2 separate regions of the Homo sapiens genome follow, and region 1 is linked to region 2. Evidence: chromatin loops called from intact Hi-C (ENCODE). Cell type or tissue: Calu3. All regions are shown on one strand. Links, peaks and the distances in the headings refer to the core of each region. The heading gives the core; the rest is flanking DNA.

Region 1 (15,664 bases), core at 5,485-10,484, 70 kb before region 2:
AACTTTTGTTTTTACATATTGGCACAAAACTGCCAACAGAAGACACCATGAAGTAGCTGTGTGCATGGAATCACCGTGAATACAGCTCCAAACACAGATCCACACAGTATGTTTTATCGATCATTCAAATTTCCAAAGTGGTGTGGCCATGGCTGACACAATTTCTCTAAATTGTGAACAGTATTTAGTAAAGGTCCACATAAAACGATGCGCAATCTTTCCCCAACTGACAAAGTAGTTTTATTCCTGGAAAATTCAGTGTGCATTAAGCCTGGCAACAAATACTTTGTACCTATATGTAAAACAAAGTTAGGTTCTAGCTCAAACTCTTATAGACAGGTTCTGTAATTAACTTTACATAAATATCTGTTGAGACGCTTGAGAATAATCGTGTTAAACACAGGACAATTCTTCATGTGCAGAACTATCTTGTACATTGCATCGTACCTGCTGCCTGGGCTTTGCTCATTCAATGCCAGAAGCGCCTTCCAATCACTGTGACCAAAGAAAGTATTGCATGAGTTTCCAAAACACCCCCAGAGCGTACAACTTCATCTCCCAAACAATCTAGCATCCAGCCCAATCATATGAACAATTTTAGTTTTTTGTGTGTGTGTGTTTTTTTAAGACAGAGTCTCGCTCTGTCGCCCAGGCAGTGGTGCAATCTCGGCTCACTGCAACCTCCACCTCCTGGGTCCAAGTGATTCTCCTGCCTCAGCCTACTGAGTAGCTGGGATTACAGATGCGTGCCACCACGTCCGGCTAATTTTTGTATTTTTAGTAGAGACAGGGTTTCACTATGTTGGCCAGGCTGGTCTCGAACTCCTGACCTCAGGTGATCCGCCCGCCTCGGCCTCAAAAATTGCTGGGACTACAAGCGTGAGCCACCATGCCTGGCCTCCATTTTCACTTTAAAACCTTGCAAATGTGTATTGACTCTATAGTTCTTAGCCAAAATGGCATTTCCTGAATCCAGTTTCCCTTGACCCTCCCAGGCCACACACTGGGCTCCTTCCTCTTGCTCTCATGGTCTTGTATACACAGCACCATAGCAATACCATCACTGCCATCCCATGACTTGGCATGATGACACTCTTCCCTCCTTTGGGTCTTAGCATATGGCAAACAGTAGATAGGTTTAACAAGTATTTTTGAATAATTTATTTAATAAATTCCATCCCCATCCATCTTATCCTACCTCTTCTATCCTAGCAGGGGAGGGCAAGGCAAAAGACAATTAAGAGAAAGAGGAATGATCAATCCTGGTGTGTTCTTGTGGCTCCATGGACCCAGACAACACTGTCTTTTCCCGTTCTTCTATGAGTAACGATAGCTGTATTCCTTCCACTCCCAAAATATGGTGAAATCTGTTGGGGGAGGCCAGGGGGCAAGAGGGAGAGTCATGTAGACAAGTTAGCCACTTCCTGTGAGATGGCAGCCAAAGACTTCCAGGTAATGATTGACACTGAAGACGAAGGTTTTCCTGACTGTGGGAAAACTTGTTAGCAAAAGGCTGCATACACAAAGCTATTCAACCACAAGGCTGGAAGAGAATCAAAACAAGCCAAGCTTAATTAGAGCTGAAGATTTCCCAGCTGGGATCCATGTTAGGGGTTGAGCTCCAAAAGCCATCACTGAGGAGGCAATTCCTTCTCAAGCAGGACAGGCTCTGAGGCCACCAGAGACAGAGCAGGGGATTTTTTTAAATCTTTCATATAATCCAGCATTCTCAGCTTTTGTACTTTTTTTGTTTCTTTTTTAACTTAAACTCTAGGCACCGGTGAAACCGCATGCTTCCCGCTCCCTGCTCCTCAACTCCCCTCCCCTTCCATAAATTAAATTAATGAGGAGTTTTCTAAAAGAGTACATTCTCTTAAAGCCTCTGTTATTCTGAAGTTAATGGCTCTGACATGTAGCCAGGCCAAATAGTCACAGGCAGCAATAACTCTTGCAACAGCTCCCAAACTTACCCTCAAATGTCACCGAGTCCTACCCTGATCTTTCTTCCCCTTTGATTATCACTGGTTGCCTTTCTTCCTCCCCTCACATTTTATAGCAAACTCGAATACATCAAAGAAACTAGTTAAGGATGCGAAGATTGAGAAACACATTCAATCTTAATGTTATGATCTTGTCTTTTCCTTCCCACAACTTGTCTTTAAAAGAAAAGGACAAGTATAAATTTGATGCCACACAGAACAACAAAATACATTTAAAGGAACAAGGGGGAGGAACCTTTCTAAATGCCAGCATGCTAATCTCTTACTTAGCATGCACTTATGGCAAGGATTGTGTCGTTATGTATGATAGGTAAATAATTTTTACATGATAAGTAAGTGGACGTGTCTGCAAGGAAGATCATCAAGTAAACTCAACAGAAGCAATTGCTTCAAATCACCGTCCTAAACTAACTCGCAGTGTGGTGATGATCAAAAAGGTGTAAAAATGAAAATAAAACTGCAGGAGGACCTGATTCCAACAAACATAATGGGTGCAAGGTCAGAATAAGCATAGTGATATTTATTCAACTTCTTAAGCTTCAAAGGCCAAAAAAAAAAAATAGATTAGATACATGTTTATAAACCAGCTCATCTATCTTGAAAATAAAATGTAAAATATCATTTTTTGGATAAAATGGATCCAAATTCTTGTACCCACAATTTGATCTCAAAATCTGGGCTGATATGCAAAATTTTAGTATATATGCTCAAAAAAGTGGGGGAAGAGGAAAACAGAAAAAACATAAAAGAAAAAAGGGAGTGGGCACCGTGGCTCACACCTATAATCCCACCACTTTGAGAGGCCAAGGCAGGAGGACTGCTTAAGCCCAGGAGTTTGAGACCAGTCTGAGCAACACGGCAAGATCCTGTCTCTACAAATAATTTTAAAAAATTAGTTGGGCATGGTGGTATGCACCTGTGGGCCCAGCTACTCAGGAGGCTGAGGTGGGATGATCACTTGAGCCTGGGAGGTCAAGGCTGCAGTGAGCAGAGATCACATCCCTGCACTACAGCCTGGGTAACAGAGCAAGACCCTGTCTCAATAAAAAAGAAGGAAGAGGAGAGGGAAAGGAGAGAGAAAGGACAGGGGAAGGAGAGGGAAGGAAAGAGAAAGGAGAGGGGAGGGGAAGGGAGGAGAGGGGAGTTCTATTTGCTTCTACTAACTGACCCAGTCTTATTTGAGCCCACAATAATTTTCCTTTTCTTTTCTTTTTCTTTTTGAGACAGAGTCTTGCTCTTTTGCCCAGGTTGGAGTGCAGTGGCACGATCTTGGATCACCACAACCTCCACTTCCTGGGCTCAAGCAATTCTCCTGGCTCAGCCCCACAAGTAGCTGGGATTACAGGCGCCCGCCACCACACCCAGCTAATTTTTGTATTTTTAGTAGAGATGGGGTTTCACCACATTGTCCAGGCTGGTCTCAAACTCCTGACCTCAAGTGATCCACCCGCCTCAGCCTCCCAAAGTGCTGGGATGACAGGCGTGAGCCACCATGCCTAGCCGATACTTTTCAAACAGTTCTTCAGTATGCTCCATAAAACAGTGTCTGTCACCTAATGTCCTAAGGTTCCAAAATAATAGAAGCAGTGATAAGATGAGTAAAGGAAGACTGATATGAGGCGTGCATGCCTGGAAGAGGAAACATTCCTTTGCAAGTACCTATTTGGGGGGTAAGTGGTTAGACTTTGAAAAGGCAGCAGGTATGTTCTTCACTTACTCTAGACTGCCCTTTCATTCTCTGTGCATAACAGAATTCTATTTATAAAGAACTTCCGAGTGTCAAAGGCATTTCCACATACATTTATCTCATTTGATCCCATAGCAATTTACTAAGTAGGCATATCCCCTTTACAGATGAGAAAAACTGAGGTTCAGGAAATTTAAATGACTTACCCAGAAGACACAAAGAGCAAGTGACTAGAAAGGCACAATACATAACTTTTGATTTCTTAGTAATAGGCCATATTTTTATATCATCTCCAAATTTATAGAAATAAAGAGATTAGAAGGAAGTAACAATATGAAAATCTGGTAAATTTCCAACTATTCCCCAAGTCAGGAATATCACATGCAAAAAACTACACACAGATAAGGAGGTAGTGAGTTTGCTTCAAGACTGATATAAGTTCATTTTCACTTACTAATTATCTTATGAGTCCATCTGCATACTCTACTCCATTTCCTAACATCACAAATACTTGTCTAGTCTGTGATAGTTTATTCTGACCCTGAATTTGTGATGTTACTAGCTGTTACTGAAAACATACTTAGCAGAGTACAGCCTGTTCCTTACCAATCCATCTTTCCATGAGGTGAAAATGCCCTGGCCCTCGACAAAAAGAATAATCTGGTAACATTGAATATAAACACAGACATTTCTCTTCTAGTGTAATTCACTGAGCACACATCATTAAGGATCAAAACGCAAGCGAACCAATCAAAGAATGGAAAAGGAATTCTAAAACATCAGAGTTAATTATATCTGGTTGTCCCAATAGCTGTCACTCGTTCAATTAAGATGCTGCTTTGGCTAATCTTAGTCAAGCTGTGCCTCTCTAAAAGTCTGAAACCCCAGCAATAAGATCTAAAGTCAAAACATCTAAAGCTAAAGCATTTTCCCCCTAAGGAGAGCTCTGTATTTACTAGAGTGTCCACAGCTCCTATCAACATGCAACCAACCGTCTGTTCACTCTTCCCACCAACAGGCTGTGCAGCGTTAGCTCTCCAACACCCAGCATCCAGGGAGATCCTCACACAGGTGTTCCAGGAAACCTCTATAACCTGTTTCTTTACCCATCCTGGAAACAAAAACCAAAAAACAACAGAGCAAAGGGGTGAAAACACCATGGGCCTGTTCTCTTAAAATGTCTCAGCTTATAAGATGACTTTTCGTTTCTTGGTTTACAAGGAATAAAAAGATTCTTGTCACATGTTGATCCTGTGTATTGTTACACTGTCATGGGAACAACAGGTAAAGGTTCTATTCCTTAGTGACAACAGGCTGCTTCATTATCTCTCCTTTTTATGTTCTAAGGGCAAAAATATTCAGGGTCTGCAGGGTAAAAACTATGGAAGCATAAACAAGGAAAACCTGACTCTCCCTCACAACTGCATGTCCTACTAAAAGGTAAAAGGACACTTTGGGGTTGTCTCGGGTGAAAACTGCTGGAAGGAAAAAGCCTGAGAAAGCCGCTGACAGCACCAGTGCTTTGCATCTCTGGACAAATTCCTTTCCCTCTATCAATACGTTTTATTTTTTCACGGAGGGGAGGGGACTCATTTTGCCAAGAATTTATTGTGCATCGGTAAGTGGATGGGAACTTTATAAATATTGTCTGGTTTAATCCTTCCCACAAGCCTACAAAATAGGTAGAGAATCCAAATTTTGAACAGGAATGAGAAGAGGTGTATATTCCAAAAGCAGCTATAGGAATTTAAGTCAGGATTGGGCCCAAGAAAAACTGTGAATCTCTTCTAAAATTGTGAGACGTCCCTGCATCCACATGTCGTGGGTGGGTTCTGAGATGAGGACTGAGCACAGCCCCCAGCTCCTACAAGCATAATGTATAAGCACAGCTGTGTCTGCCCTGCTGGTCTGCAAACAGCTGAGCCATGCTCTGGGTTTGCTACTGTTTTAAGTTCAATGTGTTCATATGTCTTCTCACATCAGTGATAAAAGCATACCCTGTAAGTCACTGGGTCTCTTCAAACCCCTTTTTTTTTTTTTTTGGAATATTTGATCTAATGTAGCAGTTTAGTAAAGTATGTCAACAAATTTTCATGACCCGTCCATCTGTCTATATCAAAATAAATTAATTCTCCATAAAACGCATCGACTTCTTAATCTCCCACAAACCGGCAATGGTTAACGGCAAGAACACAGAGAAAGCTCAGTATCTTAATCACTCTCTCCATCACTTCATACAGGGAAACTGACTTGCAAAGTTCCCACACAAACTCTCTTTTTGAATGATGCAATGGAAGCTGTGCACAGCAGCCTTCTCTGCTGACTTAAGTAAACCAATGAAACTGCCTTTTCCCCTCTCATCACAGGTGCTCAATGTACAACAAAACTCAATTTTTCCATGACTAGTTGAAAGCTCCAGAATTCCTAACTGTTCGAAAGGGTTTGAAAGCATCCTCCCTGAGCCCACTCCTGAAAAACTCAGGCAGACTATACCCTTACATTAGTAGGGCTGCATTTCACACATCAGGAAACTCCAACCCTTACAGTCTTCATAAACAAGTATCACAGAGGTTTGACCACATATGTTCCATTTTTGAACCTTTAGCACACTATTTTTACCCAACTCTCTCGTAAGACCCACCATATACCGTGTGGGAGAAGATTCCACATCAGTCAATCACATTAACCAGTCCTCAATGTCACTCAGTACTGAAATGTTAGCCCCAACCCACCCTGCATATTAAACGCATCTGGCTTGGTCAGCCAGATAACATCCTCACCCAACGGTGACGCGCATCAGTGGCGTGCTCTTGCTAAGCTCACAGATTTTCTCAATGGTCTGTCGAAGTGTTCCTTGCTTATGTAAATCAGTATGTTAAAATCTAGTAGATATAGGATATCCCGCTAAAGAGCAGGCACATTGAAGAAATGAGTGTATAGGCTCTCTGTTCCTCCTATGAACTTTATTAAGGAACTGGAGCTGGAGGAGAACAAAGATCTTTCTCCATATTTCAGTTTTCTCCCCTCCACTCATAGCATAGCACAGTCCAGAAAAAGATATAAAATCAAGTGCCAGCTGGGTGCAGCGGCTCACACCTGTAATCCCAGCATTTTGGGAGGCCAAGGCAGGCAGATCACCTGAGGTCAGTAGTTTGAGACAAGCTTGGCCAATATGGCGAAACCCTGTCTCTCTAAATATACAAAAATTAGCCAGGCATGGTGGCGCCTGCCTGTAGTTCGAGCTACTCAAGGAGCTGAGGCAGGAGAATCGCCTCAGGATACAGTGAGCCAAGATCGCGCCACTGCACTCCAGCCTTGGAGACAGAGTATGATCGGTCTCAAAAAAATAAATAAATAAATAAAAATAAAAGTTAAAAAATAAAAGTAAAATAAAGTGCCACCTTAAGAGATGTGACAGTACTAATCTGGGAATATATCACAGGCTCTCAAATTTTAATGTGCCTAAGAATCACCTGATAGGTGCTTGTTAAAAATGAAGATTTCAAGACTCTTCCCCAACAGTTTCTGATTCAGCAGGTCTACCGTCGAAACCAGGAATTAGCAGCTTTAACAAGTGCCACAAGTGATCGGATGCCGGTGGTCCCAGGACCACACCTCGAGAAAGCCCCGCAGAGAGATGAGTGCATGGAAAGAGCCAACTGAGAGGTGGGGCTGAGTAAGGCCTCTGGAATTCTGAAGTGGTTTTAGCCCCATTGCTCCAATTGTAAAGCCTGTTCAGTTAAAAATTCACCCAGCACAGTACAGACAGAAGTTTGACATAAAAGCCCTGATAACACTAATGGTGGTAAAGGGACCTCTTTCGATAGGCACCTGGTTTGTGCCTAGTTGCTTGCTTTCAAGATTTATCCAGGTCCAGCCTCTGTGCTTGGGATAACAAAGCTCTCATCTTTGGTTACCTTCATTGGAAACAACATTCCCTTTTCCCCATCAAAATTCATCTAGTTCGGTTCTTTATAAATTACGTTTACTACATGAGGTACAGTTATACTCTATTTTAAGTACGACATTACTTTGTTTTTTCAGGTGAAGCTTAAACAAATGTGAGGCAGAAAAATGTATTAATGCGGCACTAATGAGAAGACGGAATCAAACTCCCTGCAAATACACACACACACACACACACACACACACACACACACACACACACACACGTGGGAAACTTCTGGCTTTTTTTTTTGTTTAAAGAAAACCCTGAGGAGCAAGCTAACAAAATATCAATAAAGTTGGAGAAACTGGGGCCGGGTGAGGTGGCTCATGCCTGTAATCCCAGCACTTTGGGAGGCCAAGGCGGGTGGATCATTTGAGGTCAGGGGTTTGAGACCAGCCTGGCCAACATGGTGAAATCCCGTCTCTACTAAAAATACAAAAGTTAGCCGGGCGTGGTGACATGCACCTGCAATCCCAGCTACTCAGGAAGCTGAGGCAAGAGAATTGCTTGAACCCGGGAGGTAGAGCTTGCAGTAAGCCAAGATCCTGCCACTGCACTCCAGCCTGGGTGACAGAGTGAGACTCCATCTCAAAAAAAAAAAAAAAAGCTGGAGAAATTGGAGCACAAAAAAAGTCTAAGCGATACAAAGATATTATTTTTAAAAGGATTAATATTGTCCTATTAAACATTTATTAAACATAGACATTTTGTGAAGTGCTGCCAAAAGCAGGAATGGAACTAGAACCCAGGACTCCAAATTCCCAGCTCTATCAATAAATCAGGCAATTTCCCTCCACAATCCAAAATAGCTGCAAATGCTCTGGTTATTTTTTAACATATGGCTTAAATATTTATATTTTAAGTGCTTTCAGCTTATAGTCCACATCATAAACATTCATTAACATTTAGGCAACTTCCTGAGTAACTCTAACTGCAAGGTCAGACCAAATACACATTTAAGCAAAATAAACATTCCCAATCATAGGCTATAAATTGTTCCAATATTTACTTGATAACCTGACACCCATATTCATTTGCCTCTCTTCCTCCCAAAATAATGTTCTTTGGGAGTTTTTTTTTTCTCATGCAACAAAAGATAGTGTTACTGAGGCCGGAGAGAAAGGAGCAAGGTTTCAAAGATACCAAACTTAGAATTTGGAATAAGCTTAACCTTAGGGGGATCTATCTCCTTGATTGGTGTGTTTCATGGCATTAAATTTAATTAATTAATTAATCCAACAAATACTTGTGTATTTGCCAGGCCGAGCGCTCTTCTGAATGAACAGAGTCAAAGTTGTTGCCTACAATGTTTACATTCTAGGAGACCGGCCAACAGTAAACCAGTCAGCAAACAAATATTTAGTATAACATCAGATACGTTTAAGCGCTCCGAAGAAAAATAAGGCAGGGTAAAAGGGACAGAGAATGACAAAGTATTGGAGGGACAATATTGCTATTTTAAATAGGGTGGACAGAGAAATCTACTCCGAAGACTTAGTCAAATTATAGACTAAATCAAAAAATGAGAATAATATTAACTTCCCTCTCAAAGTGGCCACCACGCATGGGTCAGTAGAAAAAGCTGCAGGCTGCTTAAACACATGGGAATTAATGAACATCCACAAATTTTAGAGCAAGAACAAAAGAAACTTGTGAGGCTAACCTGCTCCAGAAGCCGCCAAGCACGCAGAGGGAAAGAAAGAAGAATGTACCTTTCACCTGGCCCCACTCACAAGAGCTGGCCAAGATCACTCCCAAGCCTGACTTCCAGGTAAAGGGCTACATGAAATCAGCCACAAAGGGCGCAATGTGGAAATCAAGGAAAAAGCACCATTTAATAAATTCCTTGGAGTTATTTTTCAGGGCAATGACTGAATATAGTAATTGACATATCATTGGATGCAAGTAAGATAAACATAAGTAATAAGGTTTTACAAAGGTTATGCGTTGTAATTGTAATCAGATACAATGTTTAAATTCTTAATAAAAGAGTGACAAGCTTCAGACATCAAATTTCTAATGTAAGTCTCTTTAAAACATGCACACTCTTTAGAAAGTCAATATCCTATATTAAACGGCAGGAAGCAACCCCTTTAGAAGTTTGCAAAGAGGGTGAAGTAAGCTGTTGGTATTTTAAAGGAAATAAACATTTGAACAGTCCAAAGCTACAGAAAAGCCATAATCTATTTCAGATTAAAAGACATTAAAAAGTCATCGGTTTCTAGTATCTAGGATTAGAGTTTGGTTAGAGCTTCAATCATTCATGCTTTTAATCTAAAATTGGTCCTTGAAAGCTGTAATGAATTAAACAACATACTACCCACAGAATCAATTGTAAAAATATACTGTAAGTAAAAGCATAATGACTCAACTCACTTCCTTCCTCATTTTCCCCTAATCCATTTGACCCCCTTCCTGTCACCTAATCTAATCATTGGCTGGGTTTCCATTAAGATTCTCCCCATTGTGCTATCTGAAGTCATTGCATTGGCTCTCCCAGATTTAAGGGACAATTTTGTAAATGTCACCATATAAAACTGAATTGCTAAAATGTAAAGTAGACAGTGATTCAATTCATGGCTGTGTGTTCCAAGAGTGGAGTAGTGTGAGATCCATGCAGTCTAGAAGGAATTTTTTTTTTTTTTAATTTTTTTTGAGAAGGAGTCTCGCTCTGTCACCCAGGCTGGAGTGCGATGGAGTGATCTCGGCCCACCGCAACCTCTGCCTCCTGCGTTCAAGAGATTCTCCTGCCTCAGCCTCCCGAATAGCTGGGATTACAGGCATGCACTATCACGCCTGGCTAATTTTTTATATTTTTTTGGAGAGACGGGATTTCATGGTGTTAGCCAGGATGGTCTCGATCTCCTAACCTGGTGATCCGCCCACCTCAGCCTCCCAAAGTGCTGGGATTATAGGTGTGAGCCACTGCACCCCGCTAGAAGGAAATTTTTAAGAATTTTTTTTACAAGCACTGCCCAGTAACTAGCTGAAAATATTCCTAAACACAAGTTTTCAAGCTTGACAAACACATCCTTTCCTTTCTACTACCACCACCTCCTCCACTGTGGTCTATACAACTGACAACAAAGTTTGCACAGAACATTACAATTTCCAAAGCGTTTTCTCATACAGTTAGTATCATCTGATCCTCACAGTAGCCTTGAGACCTTATAATTATCCTAAGTCACAAAAGTACATTGCCCAAACTAAGACCTGGGGTATAGAACTACACACATGCGAACTGGCTTTTGGTTTCATCCAAACCTAAACTGCTTGCTACCAATGATATATTTTAGAACAAAACAATTTCGCCCCTGATCAGACCTTCATCAACCTTTTCTGTGAACTTCTCAATTTACAGACAAGGATACCAATTCTCTTGTGTGTACTATATATTGTAACATTACTACTTAAAGGCAGATATCCAAATAATTTGACAGTGTAGGTGGTAAATTAACAATTTCACTTGAATTCATATTACTGATAAAGAGAGGGATCTAATCTTTGGTCCAAGGTCACACACAGTTAATAGCACTCCTTGTATAAACCTAGGTCTCTCTGGCTTCTATACTCAACCAGAAGACTAATCTAGCTGATGATTAAAGATGAAAGTACAGAGAAATACGACCCCAAGCAAGGCTTTGACTGGCAAGCCAACTCATAACCCACCTTTAAAACTACAATTTAAATGGGTAAGAATGGTATACACCTAAAGTAACTCAATTTTAAGTCTCTTAGATGCTCTGCTCAGTGGTCATATTAGAGCCTAACTGAAGAGCAATTATTGCTGGTTAATTATTTCAGCAGTTTATTGCCTAGCAAACAAAATTAAAATCACATCTAAGAAAACAATAATGTGCCGGGCGCGGTGGCTCAGGCTTGTAATCCCAGCACTTCGGGAGGCCAAGGCAGGTGGATCACGAGGTCAGGAGTTCGAGACCAGCGCGGCCAACATAGTGAAACCCCATCTCTACTAAAAAAAAAAAAAAAATACAAAAATTAGCCAAGTGTGGTGGCAGACGCCTGTAGTCCCAGCTACTAGGGAGGCTGAGGTGGGAGAACCACTTGAACCCAGGAGGCAGAGGTTGCAGTGAGGTGAGACCATGCCATTGCACTCCAGCTTGGGTGACAGAGTGAGACTCTACCTCAAAAAAAAAAAAAAGAAAAGAAAAGAAAAGAAAAAAAGAAAACAATAATGCTTCAGGGTTTTCCTCTCCTTCAAGAAACTTATAGTGATCATTTGACCTCATTCTATGAAAATGCCTGTTTCTCTTCCAGGTTGTGTTTGCTTTTGTGGAGAGGAGGAATATAATTATTACAAACATACTCTCTACATTTGTATAGAGCTTTATCACTGACAAGTGCATTACATTATCCCATTTGATCTTTGCAGTAACCCACTGTGGTGGGTAGTATGGGAAGTATCACTACATTTTAATTAAGTGGAGGCTCAGAGAGGTTAGGTAATCTGCCCAGTGTCACTAAGTAAGGGCAGAACAAGGACACAAATACAGGTTATTTTGTCTTTAAGCCTTGGGCTCCTGTGCACCCTATTACTTGGACAGAAATGCATCATCTAAGCAAATGCCCTGATGTCCCCTATATGTCAGTCTGCAGTAAACTCATTACCAAGTACACTAGAAAGGTTTTCTGCTCTGTCTCCAAACTATCTCTCTCTTATCCCTCCATCAAGATAACTCTGACATATTGTCTTACTCTTGAGTGATGGAAGCAAACACTACAAAACTGTGCAGATAGATTATCTCAAATCGCCAGGCTCTACAGAAAAATAGAATAATTTGGTCCACAAGATCTGTTTGAGGAATCCATCAATAAGCTTCAGAATTAAACTAGTCAAGGGAGTGGACCTATCACCACGCAGGTTTGTCGCAGAGAAAAGGAATGGAGCCGGGTGCAGCGGCTCATGCCTGTAATCCCAGCACTTTGGGAGGCTGGGGCAGGTGGATCACCTGAGATCAGGAGTTCAAGACCAGCCTGACCAACATGGTGAAAACCCGTCTCTATTAAAGATGTAAAAATTAGCTGGGTATGGCGGTGCACGCCTGTAATCCCAGCTACTCGTGAGGCTGAAGAAGGAGAATCACCTGAACCCAGGAGGCGGAGGTTGCAGTGAGCCAAGATCGCACCACTGTACTTCATGCCGGGCAACAAAAGTGAAACTCCGTCTTGGAAAATAAAAAAAGAAAAAGAAAAGGAATGGAAAGAATCGAAGGTCTAGGGCAGAAGAGAGGAAGAGCACAGAACCTGGGTAAGCGGGAACAACTGGAAGCCCAAGCTATTGACAAGACAACTGTGGGATCGACAAAAAGTTGACAGTTCCTCTTTTTACCCATTTGTTGCAGAGCATCTACCTACACCCATCAATTGGCTCAATTTATTTATCTAATAGTATCTCTCAAGTCTAGTGAGATCTTTTTTGAGGTACTCTTCTCAAATGTTATTGATACCTACTGGGGTTGTGCTTTGCATAATCTTTCTTTTAAACATAGATTTTTTTTTTTTTTTTTTTTTTTTTTTTGAGATGGAGTTTTGCTCTTGTCACCCAGGCTGGAGTGCAATGGCACGATCTCGGCTCACCGCAACCTCCGCCTCCCAGGTTCAAGCAATTCTCCTACCTCAGCCTCCCAAGTAGCTGGGATTACAGACATGTGCCACCATACCCGGCTAAATTTTTTTTGTATTTTTAGTAGAGACAGGGTTTCTCCATGTTGGTCAGGCTGGTCTCAAACTCCCAACCTCAGGTGATCCACCCACCTCAGCCTCCCAAAGTGCTGGGATTACAGGCGTGAGCCACCGCGCCCGGCTTTAAACATAGATTTTTAAAACTTCAATTAGAAAATGGGGAAAAGACATGAACAGCCACTTCACCAAAGATGATATATGGATGGCCAAGAAAAGATGTTCGACATCATTAGCTCTCAGGGAAACACAAATTAAAGCTACAATAAGATACTCCTTCACATCTATCAGAATGGTTAAAATAAAAAATAGGCTGGGTGGGGTGGCTCACGCCTGTAATCCTAACATTTTGGAAGGCCGAGGTGGGTGGATCATCTGAGGTCAGGAGTTTGAGACCAGCCTGGCCATCATGGCAAAACCCCATCTTTACTAGAAATACAAAAAAAAATTAGCCAGGTGTGGTGATGGGTGCCCATAGTCCCAGCTACTCAGGAAGCTGAGGCAGGAGAATGGCTTGAGCCTGGGGCAGGGCCGAAGTTGCAGTGAGCTGAGAAAGCGCCACTGAACACCAGCCTGGGTGATAGAGCGAGACCCCATCGAAAAAAAAAAAAAGAAAGAAAAAAGCCAATTCCAAAAGATTATGAACTATATGATTCTATTTACATATATGAAGTTTATTAGAAATGGAGACCCAATAAGTAGTTTCCAAGGGATAAGGATAGGAGACTGGTGAGAAGAAACTGGGTACAGCTACAAAAAAACAATAGGAGGGATCCATGCTGTAACAGTTCAGCATCTTTACTGTAGTGGTAGATATACAAACCTATATATGTGATAAAACTGCACACAACTGAGTATACACACACACACACACACACACGCAAATGAGTACAGGTAAAACTATGGAAATCTGAGTAAGATTGGTAGATTACATCAATATCAATCCTAGTTATGATATTGTACTACAGTTTTGCTAAATGTTATCACTAGGGGAGACCAGGTAAAGCTACATTGTTTCTTCAGCTGATGTAAATCTACAATTATCACAATTAAAATTCTAACTAGCAAATAGATCAATAAAAAACATTTTCAACTTTAGCCATTTCAAAATAACAATGAATGTTACCTTCTTTCTTCTTTGAAACAGGACCACTCTTTTTTCTACACCACTTCTTATGATATAGCTTCCATTAAATACATTGTGAAAAACTATTAAATTTAAGCTTACGCATGAAAGAAGCCTTACAAAAGAGCAGAGATTATGAGACTTCATTTACACGAAGCCCTAGAACAGGCAAATCGAATGGACAATGGGGAAGAAAAACAAAACAAAACAACACAAAACAGGTTGCCCTTGGAGGTGGTAAGGCAGTGGTTGACGGGATGGAGCAAGAAAAAACTAGCTAGGTGATGGCAATGTTCCATATTATGATAGGAGTCCCAGGGACACAAGGATATGCATGTGTCAAAACTCAAGGAATGCACTGGCTGGGGCGGTGGCTCACGCCCGTAATCCCAGCACTTTGGGAGGCCAAGGCAGGTGGATCACCTGAGGTCAGGGGTTCGAGACCAGCCTGGCCAACATCGTGAAACCCCACTGTACTAAAAATACAAAAAATTAGCCAGGTGTAGTGATGGGTGCCTGTAATCCCAGCTACTCAGGAGACTGAGGCAGGAGAATCGCTTGAGCCCGGGAGGCAGAAGTTGCAGTGAGCCAAGATCGCGCCATTGTACTCCAGCCTGGGCAACAAGAGCAAAACTCCATCTCAAAAAACAAACAAACAAAAACAAAACACACATACACACACAAATACACCAATAAGATATTTGTACTTCATTGTATGTAAATCTCATATTTTAAAAACTAAACAAAATTTTAATTCATCTTAAATTACTGACTTTATATCTGGTACATTCTTCCACTTGAAGATGCTATGCCGTAAGATACAATGCTTTGGCTGTATCCAAAGTCACCAAACTAAATCATTTGGGGGAAAAAAATCTCTTATGGGTTCTTCTCAGGGAAAGGAAATTCAACAGAGTAACCATGAAGCAAATTCATATAAAAAGTATCATTAAATCAAACTAAATTAAATTAAAACAGACGTAATTAGGGCTCTCTGAAAGTAGTTTTGGCTAACACTTTGTTTACATGCAATATAGATGTAGCAACTACTGACCTCAGGCACTTTTAGCTGCTGTTACATTAATTATTACATGTGCTTTTTATATTCCAGCTCAAAATATCCTTTAGAGTCTGACTAACTAAGGTCTTTCTGCCAAGGTTACTTCAAATGAATCTCAGGTCCCACAGAAGAAGGAAAAAAA
Region 2 (15,664 bases), core at 4,436-9,435:
CCATGTCAGCCAGGATGGTCTCCATCTCCTAACCTCGTGATCCACCCACCTCTGCCTCCAAAAGTGCTGGGATTACAGGCGTGAGCCACCGAGCTCGGCCAAATCTTTTTAAATAAATGTTTTCACTCCCCAAAAAGTTAACTATGTGAGGTAATATGTCCGGAATTGGTGGGTTCTTGGTCTCACTGACTTCAAGAACGAAGCCGCGGACCCTCGCGGTAAGCTTCACAGTTCTTAAAGGCAGCATGTCCGGAGTTTGCTCCTTCTGACGTTCGGGTGTGTTCGGAATTTCTTCCTCCTGGTGGGGTTCGTGGTCTCACTGGCTCAGGAGTGAAACTGTGGACCTTCACGGTAAGTGTTACAGTTCTTAAGGCGGCGCATCTGGAGTTGTTCGTTCCTCCCGGTGGGTTCGTGTTCTCACTGGCTCAGGAGTGAAGCTGCCGACCTTTGCAGTAAGTGTTACAGCCCATAAAAGCAGTGTAGACCAAAAGAGTGAGCAGTAGCAAGATTTATTGCAAAGAGCTAAAGAACAAAGCTTCCACATTGTGGAGCTAAAGAACAAAGCCTCCACATTGTGGAACGGGACCCGAGAAGATTGCCACTACTGGCTCGGGCAGCCTGCTTTTATTCTCTTATCTGGCCCCACCCACATCCTGCTGATTGGTCCATTTTACAGAGAGCCGAGTGGTCTGTTTTCACAGGGTGCTGATTGGTGCGTTTACAATCCCTGAGCTAGACACAAAGGTTCTCCACGACCCCACTAGATTAGCTAGATACAGAGAATGGACACAAAGGTTCTCCAAGTCCCCACCAGAGTAGCTAGATATAGAGTGTGGATTGGTGCATTCACAAACCCTGAGCTAGACACAGGGTGCTGATTGGTGTGTTTACAAACTTTGAGCTAGATGCGGAGTGCCGATTGGTATATTTACAATCCCCTAGCTAGACATAAAGGTTCTCCAAGTCCTCACCAGTCAGGAGCCCAGCTGGCTTCACCCAGTGGATCCCGCACCGGGCCACAGGTGGAGCTGCCTGCCAGTCCCAGTGCCGTGGGCCCGCACTCCTCAGCCCTTGGGTGGTCGATGGGACTGGGCGCCGTGGAGCCGGGAGCAGCGTTCGTCGGGGAGGCTCGGGCGGCACAGGAGCCCACGGGGAGTGGGGGGATAGGCTCAGTCATAGCGGGCTGCATGTCCCGAGCCCTGCCCCACGGGGAGGCAGCTAAGGCCCGGTGAGAAATCAAGCACAGCGCTGGTGGGCTGGCACTGCTGGGGGACCCAGCACACCCTCCACAGCCGCTGGCCCGGGTGCTAAGTCCCTCATTGCCCGGGGCCCCAGGGCCGGTCAGGCGCTCCAAGTGCAGGGCCCGCCGAGCCCACACCCACCTGGAACTCGCGCTGGCCCGCAAGCACCGCACGCAGCTCCAGTTCCTGCCCGCGCCTCTCCCTCCACACCTCCCCGCGAGCTGAGAGGGCCGGCTCTGGCCTCAGCCAGGCCAGGAAAGGGCTCCCACAGTGCAGCGGCGGGCTGAAGGGCTCCTCAAGTGCCGCCAAAGTGGGAGCCCAGGCAGAGGAGGCGCCGAGAGCTAGCGAGGGCTGTGAGGGCCGCCAGCACGCTGTCACCTCTCAGTAATGTACATGTTAATTAGCTTGATTTTCCTTGGCTAGAGTCACAGAGGAAAAAAAAAGTAAAAATTAAATTTTAAAAAATTTAATAAAAAAAGTGAGGTCAACAATTGCATTCTGGGACATACAGCAGGAAGGATAAAGATATGATATAAATATGAGTGTGGCAAGAGATGTTGTCACTGAGATAGACATGTTCCTATCATGAATATGTGTGTATAATATAAAAATAAGGATTAATTTAGCTCCACGCAACCTCCTTTTAAGTAGGCTCCTTTAGATCCCCAAACTGAAACTCCTAAAAGCTACATGTGATTTTTCTTTGTGCATTTGCTATAAGGTCGCAAATCACCCCCACCTGAACATCAGAGTTTTCTAAAAAAGCAAAACCAAAACAACTCCGTACTAGTGCAGTTTGCATGCCTTACTATCATAGTGACAAATGTATACGCATTTTTGTCAAAGATGTAATATTTGATAAACTGATAACAGAAGCTTTCATGCACATAAAGATAATAAACTTCGCATGTGCTTATAAAGTTACTTGTATATTGAGATGTATTTCCAGTCACTGGAGGTGTATTCACATTTTCTCAATCTAAATTGTTGTGTTGTGTTCAGCAGGTAGTGTGTGGCAGTGTGGCAAGGCTAAAGCCACAGTTTCCTATCTAGTCCACGATCCCAAGCTATGCCCAGCATATGAGACTTGTTTTCTTAATCCTGAAAGTGTGGAGTTGTTTACAAAGACACCCAGCTCATCAACTTGCTGATTCTTGTTTTAGCAGGGACTAGACTTTTTCTTCTGGAGTTGAAAACCAAGGTACAAAACAATCAAGGTTTTCCAAAACCTTGATTTTGGAAATTATAGTGTTTGTGCCAAAAGAGAAAATTTTGACTAGAGTAAAATATTTTAAAGTACCTACATTTTTAGAGTTCTCTAAAAGTAATTTTTAAAAAGATTATTTGCTAAATTAGTCTATTATCTGATTCTGCATAACTCAACCATAGTTGATGATGTCAAAAACTAGAAGTACCGGGCGTGGTGGCTCATACCTGTAATCCCAGCTCTTTGCGAGGCCGAGACAGAAGGATCCTTTGACCCCAGGAGCTCAAGACCAGCCTAGGCAACATAGCAAGATCCTGTCTTTACTAGATATCAAAAAAATTAGCTGGGTATGGGGGTGTGTGCCTGTAGTCCCAGCTACTCAGGAGACGGAGGCAGGAAGATTGCTTGAACCAGGGAATTTGAGGCTGCAGTGAGCTATGAGCGCACCATTGCATCCAGCCTGGGCAACAGAGTAATAAGACCCTGTCTAAAAAAAAAAAAGTTAGCAGGGAAGTGGTTTAAAACCACCTCTGTTCTTAATTATGTTTAAAATAAATTTTAGCATGAGGACTTAGTGTGCTCTCAGAGCTATGGTCTAAGAACCTCTAATTCCTAATTGACAGAATAGCTTATAATTGTATTTTCATAGCGTTTGGTAAAAACAGTCAGCTTGTTTATTTTTAAAAAGGCTCATAGGCCGGGTGCAGTGGCTCACACCAGTAATCCCGGCACTTTCAGAGGCCGAGGCAAGCGGATCACCTGAGGTTGGGAGTTCGAGACCAGCATGACCAACATGGAGAAACCCTGTCTCTACTAAAAATACAAAATTAGCCGGGCGTGGTGGCGCATGCCTGTAACCCCAGCTACTCAGGAGGCTGAGACAGGAGAATCTCTTTAACACGGGAGGCGGAGGTTGCAGTGAGCCAAGATCGCGGCATTGCACTCTGGCCTGGCCGTCTCAAAAAAAAAAAAAAAAAAAAAAAAAAAAGACGCATTAATATAAAACTTACGATTAAAGAAATCAACTGATATCTATTTGGAACACATTTTTTCTCTCTGAAAAAATCACTCACCCTCACATATGGATACCAAAATGGTGATTTTTTTAAAGCACTGATGCATTTGAAAATTTCTCCAAAAGAAAGAAACTGTCTTTGTGGTAACATATTCCTTCTTAGATAAATGTGTCATAGCTATATCACTGGGTATACTAGATTCCATAGCTCTTCAGTTTAAAAAAAAAAAAAAGGTGTCTTATACACTCTATATTGTACAAAATCTAAAACTTGCATAACACAAATGGAAGCCATCTTGAAAAGTAAAATAAATAAATTACTATTGCAGAGAAAAAAGAATTACAGAACACAGTTATGCTGAAAACAATAGCTATGGGCAGAAAAAGTGACAAGACATATAGCAGCTCATTAAAAATTCAGAGGATATTGAAAAAGGCAAATTTAATTTGCCCACCTTCACCAAATAACGCTGAAGGACACCTGACAAATCCAACACATAAACCGTGTACTATGAAATTCAAACATTTACAAGTTCTATCATCCTCAGTCCTTGCTTCTTACCAGAAGGAAAGGGTGGAATGAAATCCATTTACTAAAAGCTTACCTCGACAGGAATGAAAAGGAATATAGGACCAGGCATGGTGGCTCACGCCTGTAATCCCAGCACTTTGGGAGGCCGAGGTGGGCGGATCACGAGGTCAGGAGATTGAGACCATCCTGGCTAACACGGTGAAACCCCGTCTCTCCTAAAAAAAAAATACAAAAAAATTAGCCGGGCGTGGTGGTGGGCGCCTGTAGTCCCAGCTACCTGGGAGACTGAGGCAGTGGAATGGCGTGAACCCGGGAGGAGCTTGCCGTGAGCCGAGATTGCGCCACTACACTCCAGCCTGGGCGACAGAATGAGACTCCGTCTTAAAAAAAAAAAAAAAAAAAAAAAATAGAATTGCCGGGCGCGGTGGCTCACGCCTGTAATCCCAGCACTTTGGGAGGCCGAGGTGGGCGGATCACGAGGTCAGGAGATCGAGACCATCTTGGCTAACAAGGTGAAACCCTATCTCTACTAAAAAAAAAAAAACAAAAAAACAAAAAAATTAGCCGGGCATGGTGGCGGGCGCCTGTAGTCCCAGCTACGCAGGAGGCTGAGGCAGGATAATAGCGTGAACCCGGGAGGCGGAGCTTGCAGTGAGCCAAGACTGTGCCACTGCACTCCAGCCTGGGCAACAGAGTGAGACTCCGTCTCAAAAAAAAAAAAAAAGAAAAGAATTATCAAGGACCAGGACGGGCACAGTGGCTCATGCCTGTAATTCCGGCACTTTGGGAGGCCGAGGTGAGTGGATCACCTGAGGTCAGGAGTTCGAGACCAGCCTGGTCAACAGGGTGAAACCCTGTCTCTACTAAAAATACAAAAAAATTAGCCGGGTGCGGTGGCATGCGCCTGTAATCCCAGCTACTCGGGAGGCTGACGCAGGAGAATCACCTGGGAGGCGGAGGTTGCAGTGAGCCGAGATTGCGCCATTGCACTCCAGCCTGGGTGACGACCCTTTGTTTCCTGATAGACATAGCTAATCATCAACTAAGAAAACTCAGACCTGGAGCATTTAAGTAACTTTTATTCCTGTACACATTGCCTCTTCCTGCTTCCCTACCCCTCAGCACCCCCACCACACCAATACAATACAATGCAGACTCTCTCTCATGATATCACCCATTCATACTCCATCCTCATTCACAATGGTCACAGAAGGAAGGAAAGGTTACAGCACCAGAAGCCGAAAGCTTGGTGTCACTCAGCACATATAGGGGCTACTGTGTCTAGGACACCAAAAAAGAGCAAAGAAGTAAAAAGCAACACCTCCACTTAGGAAGTGTGGCAGGGAAAATGAAAAAAATGCCGCAACATTTACGGAGAAATATAGCAAGAATCACTCACTGAGCACAAATCCTTACCCCCACTCCAGCCGACAAGGCCCTAGTGACCAGGCCTGTACTTGCCTCCAAAGCTCTCCATTTCTGGCAGCCACAGTGGTCTCTTTGGGTTTCCTCACACCAAACTCATTCTGTCTTGGAGCCTTTGCCCTGCCTGTACTCACTCCCACCTCAAATGCCCTTCCCCCTGATCTTCACAGGACAGGCTCCTCCTTGTAATCCAGATCTCAGTTTAGATGAAACCTCTTCAGAGACACCTCAGCTGACCTCCCAATCTGTAGCACCCGCCCCAGGCACCTTCCCATTGCCCTATTTGAATTCTGTGTATTGCAATATCTCATATTTTTCTCATTATGTTTTATTATTGACATTAATAGAGTCAAACCTTACTGTTTACAGATTCTGTATTTGCAAATTCACCTAACTTGCAGAAATTTACGTGTAACCCCAAAATCAATATGCATGGTGCTTTCCTGCTTTCTCAAACATGCACAGAGCAGTGAAAGTTCTAAGTTGCCCAACACACATTCCCAGCTGACGCTGAACAAGGTGACACGCTGCCTTCTTGTTTCAGCTTCAATCATGTAAACAAGTGTCATTTTTAATGCCATGTTCTTTGCATTTTTATGCTTTTTGTTGGTGATTTCACTGTTTGCAATGCCCCCCAGATGGAGGGCTGAAATGCTATTAATATCTAGTGTTACTAAGCGCAAGAAGTCTGTGATGTACCTTGCAGAGAAAAGGCACGTGTTTGCTAAGCTTCACTTAGGCATGAGTTGTAGCACTATTAGCCATGAGTTTAATGTTAATGAACCAATAATATACATTAAATTACACATATATTAAATATATGTATCAAATCTAAATGTAAATATATTTTAAAATACAAATAAAACATATTAAATAAAATACATGCTAAATAAAACACATAAAATAAGCATATGTGTTCATTGATGAAAATCTTGCAGCCAGAGGCTCTCAGGAACCTAACCCTGTATTTTCCCTAGGAGCAATGGTTCAGTATTTGCTAATTCAGTGTTCACAGCAACTTTACAGAACATTAACTCTCTCAGATCATGAGACTCAGTGTATTTATTTTTATTTTTATTTATTTATTTTTTGAGACGGAGTCTCACCCTGTCGCCCAGGCTGGAGTTCAGTGGCACGATCTCAGTTCACTGCAACCTCTGCCTCCCGGGTTCAAGAGATTCTCCTGCCCCAGCCTTCCGAGTAGCTGGGATTACAGGTGCGTGCCACCACACCTGGCTAATTTTTGTATTTTTAGTAGAGATGGGGTTTCACCATGTTGGCCAGGCTGGTCTCGAACTGCTGACCTCGTGATCAGCCGGCTTCGGCCTCCCAAAGTGCTGGGAATACAGGCATGAGCCACCGTGCCCGGCTCAGCGTATTCATTTTGGGAGTTCTCCACAGAAAGACATTTTACTGAATTTGTCTATTTTGCTTCCGCTAAACCGGACCACAGCTGATGGTGATGAAAGTAACAGAGAAATAGTTAAAAGCTTGATTGTTGTCCTTAATTCAGTTTCAAATAAATTTCTGCATGCAGACGAAGTGGGTTTACACAGCTATGGCATAATTTATTATTCCCTGAGAGCAAGGACTACGCCTGTCTTGCACAGAGATATGGCTCACCAATGCCTACAAACAACGTCTAGCACCAAGTGGGTTCCCACTAAAAATCTCATATATGAATGAAATACTCCATGCCAAACGAAATCCTATTTCTTATACTTATTTCCCCTGAAAAACAATATACCAAGTCTAAGGTACTAAATTCTTCCTTCCATTTAGCTTGGGTGGATACAAAATTTGAGGCAATGACATTATAAAGACAAGGTCAAGGAGTTCAAAAACAGAGATCTGGGTTTGAATTCTCTGAACTGCTACACGTGTGAGCTTGGAGACTACACTTTCCCTCTCAGAATCTCACTTTTTTTGTCTAAAAATTAGGGATAATACCACCTCCAGCAGATGATTGTGATACATCAATGTGATAATGTATATACAATTTCTAATACCTTGCTTCACACCTAACAGGCACTGAATAAAGACCATTCCTTCAAGCCTACGTGGAATCATGAGTCACACAGAGTAGCATCGCCAGAGGGAACAGAAAGTCCTCACTTGATACGGCAGAAACAGGAACAGGGTTAGGTAGTCTCCGGCAGGCTGGTCAGTTTTGATCTTTACAACTTGGTTGATGATCACCTCAGCCCTACCTTCAAAAGCGATTCCTGTCCACAGGGGTTGGTAACTGCCTTCCCCTTTACACAAAAAACAAGAAAAAAAATGGTGAAAATCCACAGCCTCCTTTGTCTTTATTTGCATTTGCTTTTGTTTAATTGTAGCAAAATATACATAACATAAAAATTTACCATTTTGGCCGGGTGTGGTGGCTCATGTCTGTAATCCCAGCACTTTGGGAGGCCTGGCGGATCACAAGGTCAGGAGTTCACGACTAGCCTGACAAACATAGTGAAACCCTGTCAATACTAAAAATACAAGAATTAGCTAGACGTAGTGGAACACACCTGTAATCCCAGCTACTTAGGAGGCTGAGGTAGAAGAATCACTTGAACCCGGGAGGCAGAGGTTGCAGTGATCCAAGATTACGCCACTGTACTCCAGCCTGGGCAACAGAGTGAGACTCCAAGACTTCGAGATTCTGTCTCCAAAAAAAAAAAAAAAAAACCATTTTAACCATTTTTTTAAAGTATCTTCTTTCTTAAACGCAGTCTCTGACAGGGGCTGCATAAAGATATGCATGAGATTTGGCCTTGAGAATATTGTAAGATTGCATATAATGCTCCTAAGCTTAGATGTATGACCCCCAACCAATTTTCCACTACTTTCTACTGAATGCCTCACTTGAGCAACAGACATTCTCCTAAAACTTCGTCTGCCATTCTCATTCTTGAAACTTTACTATTACATTTTGTGGGTGAATCTCTATTTTACATAATCTACCAAAATTTCCTAGCTGGCATGATGAAACGAGTTTTTAAAATTTCTTCCTGCCTATATATTTTTCTGTGGTGAGGAAGTTGGATGATGTCTAACACCCATTTGAGGTCTCACATATTATAATTCTGTTATTAAAATCACAGGAATGATTATACACCACACTATCTACACACAGGGTAAAATGTTGCTTCAGTTAGCACAGACCAAAAATGGCATGCTTACAGTATCACACATTCCCAAACAAAGCATATCAAGCTTTGTATAACTGCCACTGAAATAGCTGCAAGAAAAACAAACACCATTTCAGTGACCTCACACAACCTCATTCTATAAACATTACAAAAACTCCTTTTACACTGATCTGTTTAAGGCAGCAAGACTTAAGGGTTGACTGATAAAGCTTTCGTGTGAGTTCAATTAGTTTTTTAAAAAACCAAGTGAGTTTTGCAGAACTTATTGGCAGATTAACGTAGGAGAGCTGAGCAGCAAGCTTGCCTTCGTCAGAGGAATGAAGCGAGCTGTGGCTTTGGGTCTCTCGCATGGGACTTCTGACCTGAGAAGAATGCGATCATAGGCCCAGTGAGCTACCACAGATGTTCCCCTATCGCCTTGATATCGCCTCGACTCATCACTTGTCTCACTTAGTCCTCAAAGGTAGGTATCATGTTCAAGTATTTCAGACTTTCTAACATATTTGTCCACTTCTGTGGCATTTCAAGAACCACCTTATTAGCAAACAAAGCCACCCACTGAATGTGTTCAGAATTACAAACGCACGCTCCTATGCTTTTCCTACATGAGTGATATCCAAACACATTCCATCAGAAACACTTTATTCCAGTTATCTACTACACAGCTGGCAATTCCAATATAGGAAGGAATCCTCTCCTTGTCCACAGGACAAAACACTGCTAACATGTAAATGTACTGGAGTTCTGCTTCTGTGTATGAAGTATTAAATGCAACAGGAGGAGGAGGAGTGTGTGGGAGAAAGAAAAGAGAAAAGAAATAATAAAATAGGCTAAGCATGGTGGCTCACACCTGTAATCCCAGCACTTCTCAAAAAGAAAGGAAATAATAAAATAATGGATTTCAAACCCAACCATCTGGATAATTGCATTAAATGCAAATGATCCAAACATTACAGTTAAAAGGACTGCTAAAAAACTTACAAGTAGCATCACATTTAATTGTGAAAGACTAAGTGCTGTGCCGGGCGTGGTGGCTCACGCCTGTAATCCCAACACTTTGGGAGGCAGAGGCGGGTGGATCACCTGAGGTCAGGAGTTCAAGACCACCCTGACTAACATGGTGAAACCCCATCTCTACTAAAAATACAAAAATTAGCTGGGCATAGTGGCAGGCACCTATAATCCCAGCTACTCAGGAGGCTGAGGCAGGAGAATCACTTGAACCCAGGAGGCGGAGGTTGCAGTGAGCCGAGATCGCACCATTGCACTCCAGCCTAGGTGACAGAGAGGGACTCCGTCTCAAAAAAAAAAAAACTAAGTGCTTTGACTTCATGTTTGTTCATTAAAAATGACTCATAAAGAAAGGGAGCTGACAAGCCACAAACTTGGAGAGAATGTCTAAAAGACACATAAAATGCTACTACCTAGAATTTATAAAGAGCTCCTACAAAAAAGCAAATTACAGCCAGACACAATGGCACATGCCTGTGGTCCCAGCTACTAAGAAGGCTAAGGCAGGAGGATCACTTGAGCCCAAGAACAGACCATCCTGGGCAACATAGTGAGACCTCATCTCAAAAAAAAAAAAAAAAAATACAGACCATAGAAGAAGTGACAAATGCAAATATTCATTTGCATAGAAATGGCCAATAATATATGTAAAGATGTACAATCTCATTAAGTATCCAGAAATACAAATTAAAAGAAACTATGCTAAACACAATACCAAAGGTAAGTTTGCAATGGTGTTGAATGATAGGAATATTTTACTCATTACTCATGAATGTTTGTCCCAACCACCTTGAAAAACAAGCCTGCACCAACTCAGGAAGTGGAATATATGCATGCCCTGTAATCCAGTTATTCTCCTTGGGAATATATCCCAGAAAAACTGTGTACCAGTTGCTCTGTGTACCAGGATACAAGAATGTCCACAGCAGTATTATTTGCAATGACCCAAACTGCAAACTACTTGACTTAGTTTAGCTCCTCTCAGAAGCAGACCCTAAGACAAAAATTAAGTTTATTTAGAAGAAAAAAATAAACAAAAAAAACTGGTAGGGGTATGGGGGAGTAAGACAGGGAAGAAAAGGCAGCCAATAAACGGTGTACCATTAAACCAACTACTGTGTGAGTCACTGGGGCATCGTCTCATAGAGAAACTAGGGGAACTGCAATTATCCAAGGGAGCTGCGGTATTTACACCCCAACTCCCCAGAGTCATTGGTTGAGACCTGCCCCCAGGGGCACTCCTGGCTTTCTGTGATGTGCAAGGCTTTCTGTAGTTGGGATGGAGAGGAGAGCGCTTAGACACAGATGCAGATAATGCATCTGGAGGTTGATGAGTGCATCACGAAACAGCTAAAAGACGTGGGTGAGGAACTGACAGAATCTGCTACAAAACAAAACCCACAAGTACACTGACAGGAAATGGATAAACTGAGGTACATTCATACACAGTAGTACTATACAGCAATGAAAATAAATGTATAAAGTTGCGCACATCACAAAACATATAACGTTAATTTTTAAAAAGGCGATAGAAGAAACACAGTACAGTTTCATGTATTTGAAGCTTTAAAACATGCAAAATAAAGCAATTATTAGTTAGGGACACATATATGGCGAAATCATGAAGGAACACAAGAAAATGGAAAACAAAAATGTCAGGATGCTGACTTATGTAAAATATGCTAAGAGACTAAACGTGTTTGAAATTATCAAAATTACATTTTATTTTGGAGAAATTAACTTTAATTGAAAAGGGAAAAGTTGTATCTGAGGTACGGGTGAGGAGGAATAATTGAAAGATAAAACAGAATTGAGACTGTTCTATGCTGGATGGCAGACGCATGGGTCAGCCTTTTATTGCTGTCTATTTCAGAAATGTATGTACACTTTTTATGCATAAAATATTTCAAAAAAGTAAAAGATTGAAATAAAAGATATCAAAACATTCACATAACTTCTCTGAGTGGAAGAATAATGGATTTTCTTTTCTTCTTTTTACTTTTCTGTATTTTCCGCAATAAATGTACATTCTTTTTGTATTAATAAAACAATTTGAAATTAATCATTTCCTCATAACCCCCCCTTATCTCCTAATTCTAGTTCTACCACCTTACACACATGGCCAATCTAGAAAAAGAGGGAAATCAGTTACTTGATTCCCTGTTGTGGTTATTAAGTTACACAGAGATCCCTGGTTTGCTAATTCAGCTGCAAATTTACATTTGCCCACAGGCACTGAAGCCAAAAAAAAAAAAAAAAAAAAAAGTAGGCCAATTCTAAAATAAATCATCCAGTGGGCAATTAAATACTTGATAAAAATTGAAGGGAAGAAAGAATCAGAACTCTATAGGTTAAATCCTATTATAACCAATTTCATATGACAGTTTCTATTCTCTCCTGAGGGATTTTGAGTGGAATTCAGGTTATGCCAAACGTTGCTTGAAAAGATTGAAGTATTTAAAGAATATTAAGAGACACAATGTGTTAGTAACAATCACAATCACAATTTTTATTTTGAAAGACAAATTATACCTGTAAAGGGGGAACAGACTGCATGGTCTACATCACTATTGAATATGGGAAGACTGAAGCTCCAAGATGCTTGAAATAACCAACTTGTGTATTCATCAAATGCCTTGTATATTTTGTCAAACCATTAAAAACTAAAATCATTACTGCTGGTCTCAGAGGTTATGTCTATCAAACAACTGGTTCCACTATTTGAATATAAATTTATAATCAATATCAGTCATCCTATCAATGCTAGAACAGAATAAATGTTCTTTACGGGTTGCAAAAACTTATTATTATAGTCACTACTAGAAAACGGGTGAATTTGTGATGCCCTACGATGTATTTGTCCATTCTATTAGCAGCATCATGTTTTGATGATGTACCAGTTAATATGTCTTCCTTTGGGACTCCAAAATCATTAAGGTTTATGTATTCATAATCTGAGAGGCCTAAGTGAATAGGCTTGAGGGCCCCAGGAGCACTTAAAAGCTAGTTGGGAAGAAAAGTGCCTGCCCAAATAGCTTTTGCAGAGCAACAGACCGTAAATCTCCTTTGTGAGCTCAGATAAGCTTGGACTGAAGAGGACTCTCATAAACTCCTGCTTATCCAAACTGCAATATCTGCCTCTGTGAGTTTCTAGCCCTGACCCCTGACAGCCCCTTCCATTTAACCTGTTCTTTCAGTGTGACTGTGTATAACAAGGGTTGTGCAGGAATGCCGCATGCCCTACAATATTTATTTCAATCCAAAATTCTCTTAACCAAGCTTGGGGGCTGCAGGTTTTGTACCACAGTGTCTGAAACAGAAGAGAAAAAAGAAGAGGGCCTCAAATTTCGAGGTATAACAGTATGTACCTCGTAACTATAGTTTACAAGAGCAGCCAAACGTATTATACTAAGAACCTTAATTTAGAAAAATCCAGTAGCCCACAAAGGCTGAAAGATTTAAAAAAAAAATTGGAGTCAATCACAAAAATAACCAATGTAATTTTTTCTAAAAAAAAAAAATACTAACCTCTGAACCATGTATTGTTTTCTGTTTAATAAAAGAAAAATATTTTCTGGTTTTCTAATATAAAAGGCCAACTTCAAAGGAGCTTTATAAGTACCATAAGGTAGTATTGTCACCCAGGCAATTTCAAAAGGTCTTTCAAACCACCCTCAGATAACTAATCTGTTACTTGGCAACTCTTATGAGAAAACATCTTTAAAGAGTCCATAAACAATCATTATCTTTAAACAGCATCCCAAAAACTAAAATCCCTGGATAACATAGATTTTTCATTTTTACCTCTCTCAGACTCTATCTCACAACTCCTTCTCTAATTTAAAAATAATAATAATTTAAAAGCTAATGAGAAGAAGTCCTACAACAGATTCTGTAAAAATGCACCTTGCAAAAATGGGTGTCAAATAAAATCTATCTTTGAATTTAGAGAAAAGACAGAGAGGCAATAAAAGGATACAAGTTTAAATGAGGAAAAATCTTTACATCATCATTTACTTTTCCATTTTAATTAAACTTGAATTCCAAATGATGCTGAGTTTATTAACAAGATAATTCTTTATAAGTCACTACTGAGCAGGTTCCATAAGAATTTTATGGTCTGTCAATATCAAATGGTAAAGAGTAATCTAAGAATTTAGTGAGTCAATAAAATAAAAGGCATTCACAGTACACCCACACGTAACCTGAGAACTCCCTTGAGGACTAGGGGGGTGGTTTCAAGTGACTTTCAACATCACCAATTAAAGCAACAGCTTCGGCATTAAATATGCCATTTGCACCTCAATCTACTTCATCTCCCTCTCCAACCAACAGACAGCTCCCTGAATACAGTTGCACAAGTGCCCACTATGTATCTTGAGAGATGAAATTAGAATTTTTATGGCTGGGAAGTATTTACAGATCACATAAATACTTACACAGATCAGAGAAGTGAAATAAATTTTGAATCACCAAAATATACTACTTTCCGGGGTGCTCTGTTTACCCCAACTAAGCTCTATTTACTACAGTGCTATTTTTTAAGGCCTTCAGGAGTTCCAGGCTCATACCTTTACTAAAACACAGTGTAAGGATTCCAGATTTCCAGTGTCCTAAAATCAGTGTCCTCTTTAGGTTAAGTGTAAATGAGTGAGTATGTGTGGGTGGGGAGAAAAGGGTTGAGAAGATGTTGAAGAGGAGACAGAGTATCTTGAAAGGAAATTCCTCTTAACCCAACATGAGATTTTTGGAAATTCAGGACAGTTCAGGGTAACATGAAGTATCACTTAAGTAAGAAGGTGCATGAAGACACTTACGTTAGAATTCTCTATATTCTTGAATAAATTATAAGATGGCAGAAATCTAACAATCTGAGAATTATAATCCAATTTTCAGCATTGCAATGCTGGGTCATGTTTTACTTTTTCTAGCAATATCTTATTTTAATTCAATATTTACAAGAAAGGAAAGTTAAGTAGCATAACTCAAAATTCTGATGTTATACTGGAAAACATTTCTGTCAAATAGGAAAATAGCTCTACACATGGCTGTTTCTCCTCTGAAATTACATTGATGTCGACCTCTCCTCTTCTATAGAGGAACTTTACCACCACGGAAGGCCAGGATTACATTCAGTGAATACGTGAATAATTCCCACTGCATTAGCGTTAATGCAACTGCCACAATCATTTACACTAACACCCTTTTACACAACTACTATGACTTCTGCTAACAACTCAGCTGTTACGTCTACATTTTTTACAAGATAATAATATATGTGGTAAAGCCACCAAGGGCCGTGGCAGAAACACCAAATGTAGAGGGCCTTGAGGGTTGAATAAGCCCATTGTCTGTTTTCAAACAAGAGGGCTGTATTCATGTTGAAACCAGAGTATAAAAAGTAGATTAGAACAAAGCCTTAAAATCAGAAACAAATCAAAAGTAGCTGAAAACCCACTCACATGTTTTAAACTACAATTTCTATGCTTGGCATTGTTTGTATATTTCCATTACAAAATAAACGTGAAGATGATAGAAATTTATGAGGGCAGCACGTTCATAGAAGAGGTACTTTTTTTCTTTTTTCAATTTATCTTGAATATTTAAAATGGCTTTTGGGGGAGAAGAATATCCTTACCATTTTAAAAACATATAAAGTGAGCTGGAGATTTGTCAACTTATTAAGGACTTGATTTTATGCTTCAGTCAAAGATATGTTACACTAGAGAAATAATATTATTTTATACTTATGCTCTCTGTACAGTTTATTAATAAGCAGTTTCATGTAAATTACCTTAATCCTTATAACAACCCTGTGAGGTAAGTATGGTTGGTCCATAGGTGGATTAAAACCCTGCGTCTCAGTGTAGAAGATATTTGTCATGTTTTCCCCCTGGTTAGCACCTTTTGAACACCCTTGATGTAGCTGGATAATTTTCAGCTAATAAGTCCCACTTTCCAATTAAAGAACTCAGAAAACTTCGTTCTCCAGTCTCCTTTGCAGCTAGGGTGACTTCAGTACCACCAATCAGATTCACCCTTGAACAACTTGGATTCACATGCGGGCAACTTGCAGGAGGAAGCGAC

What was found. Peaks named below come from ENCODE experiments on the same cell type or tissue, not always from the same donor. Only the 100,000 strongest peaks of a DNase experiment are listed, where the experiment ranks them.
Region 1: a loop joins it to region 2, with 2.2 times the contacts of the local background. A loop is called at or near these places in 3 of 110 quality-filtered maps.

The regions. Positions count from the first base shown.
Region 1 is chr6:21,817,936-21,833,599 of GRCh38, reverse strand. The region is part of intron 4 of CASC15 (cancer susceptibility 15); the gene reads right to left. LOC105374970 (a long non-coding RNA gene) reads left to right here and starts at 5,217. Exons shown (of 3, transcript XR_926573.4): 1 at 5,217-5,305; 2 at 7,210-7,353; 3 at 7,732-7,820. In Calu3, for the core only: no CTCF peak of the experiment used is centred there; a DNase peak (open chromatin) is centred at 7,359.
Region 2 is chr6:21,746,939-21,762,602 of GRCh38, reverse strand. The region is part of intron 2 of CASC15 (cancer susceptibility 15); the gene reads right to left. LOC124901274 (a long non-coding RNA gene) reads right to left here and starts at 7,903. Exons shown (of 2, transcript XR_007059492.1): 1 at 7,787-7,903; 2 at 6,964-7,675. In Calu3, for the core only: no CTCF peak of the experiment used is centred there; DNase peaks (open chromatin) are centred at 4,982 and 7,522.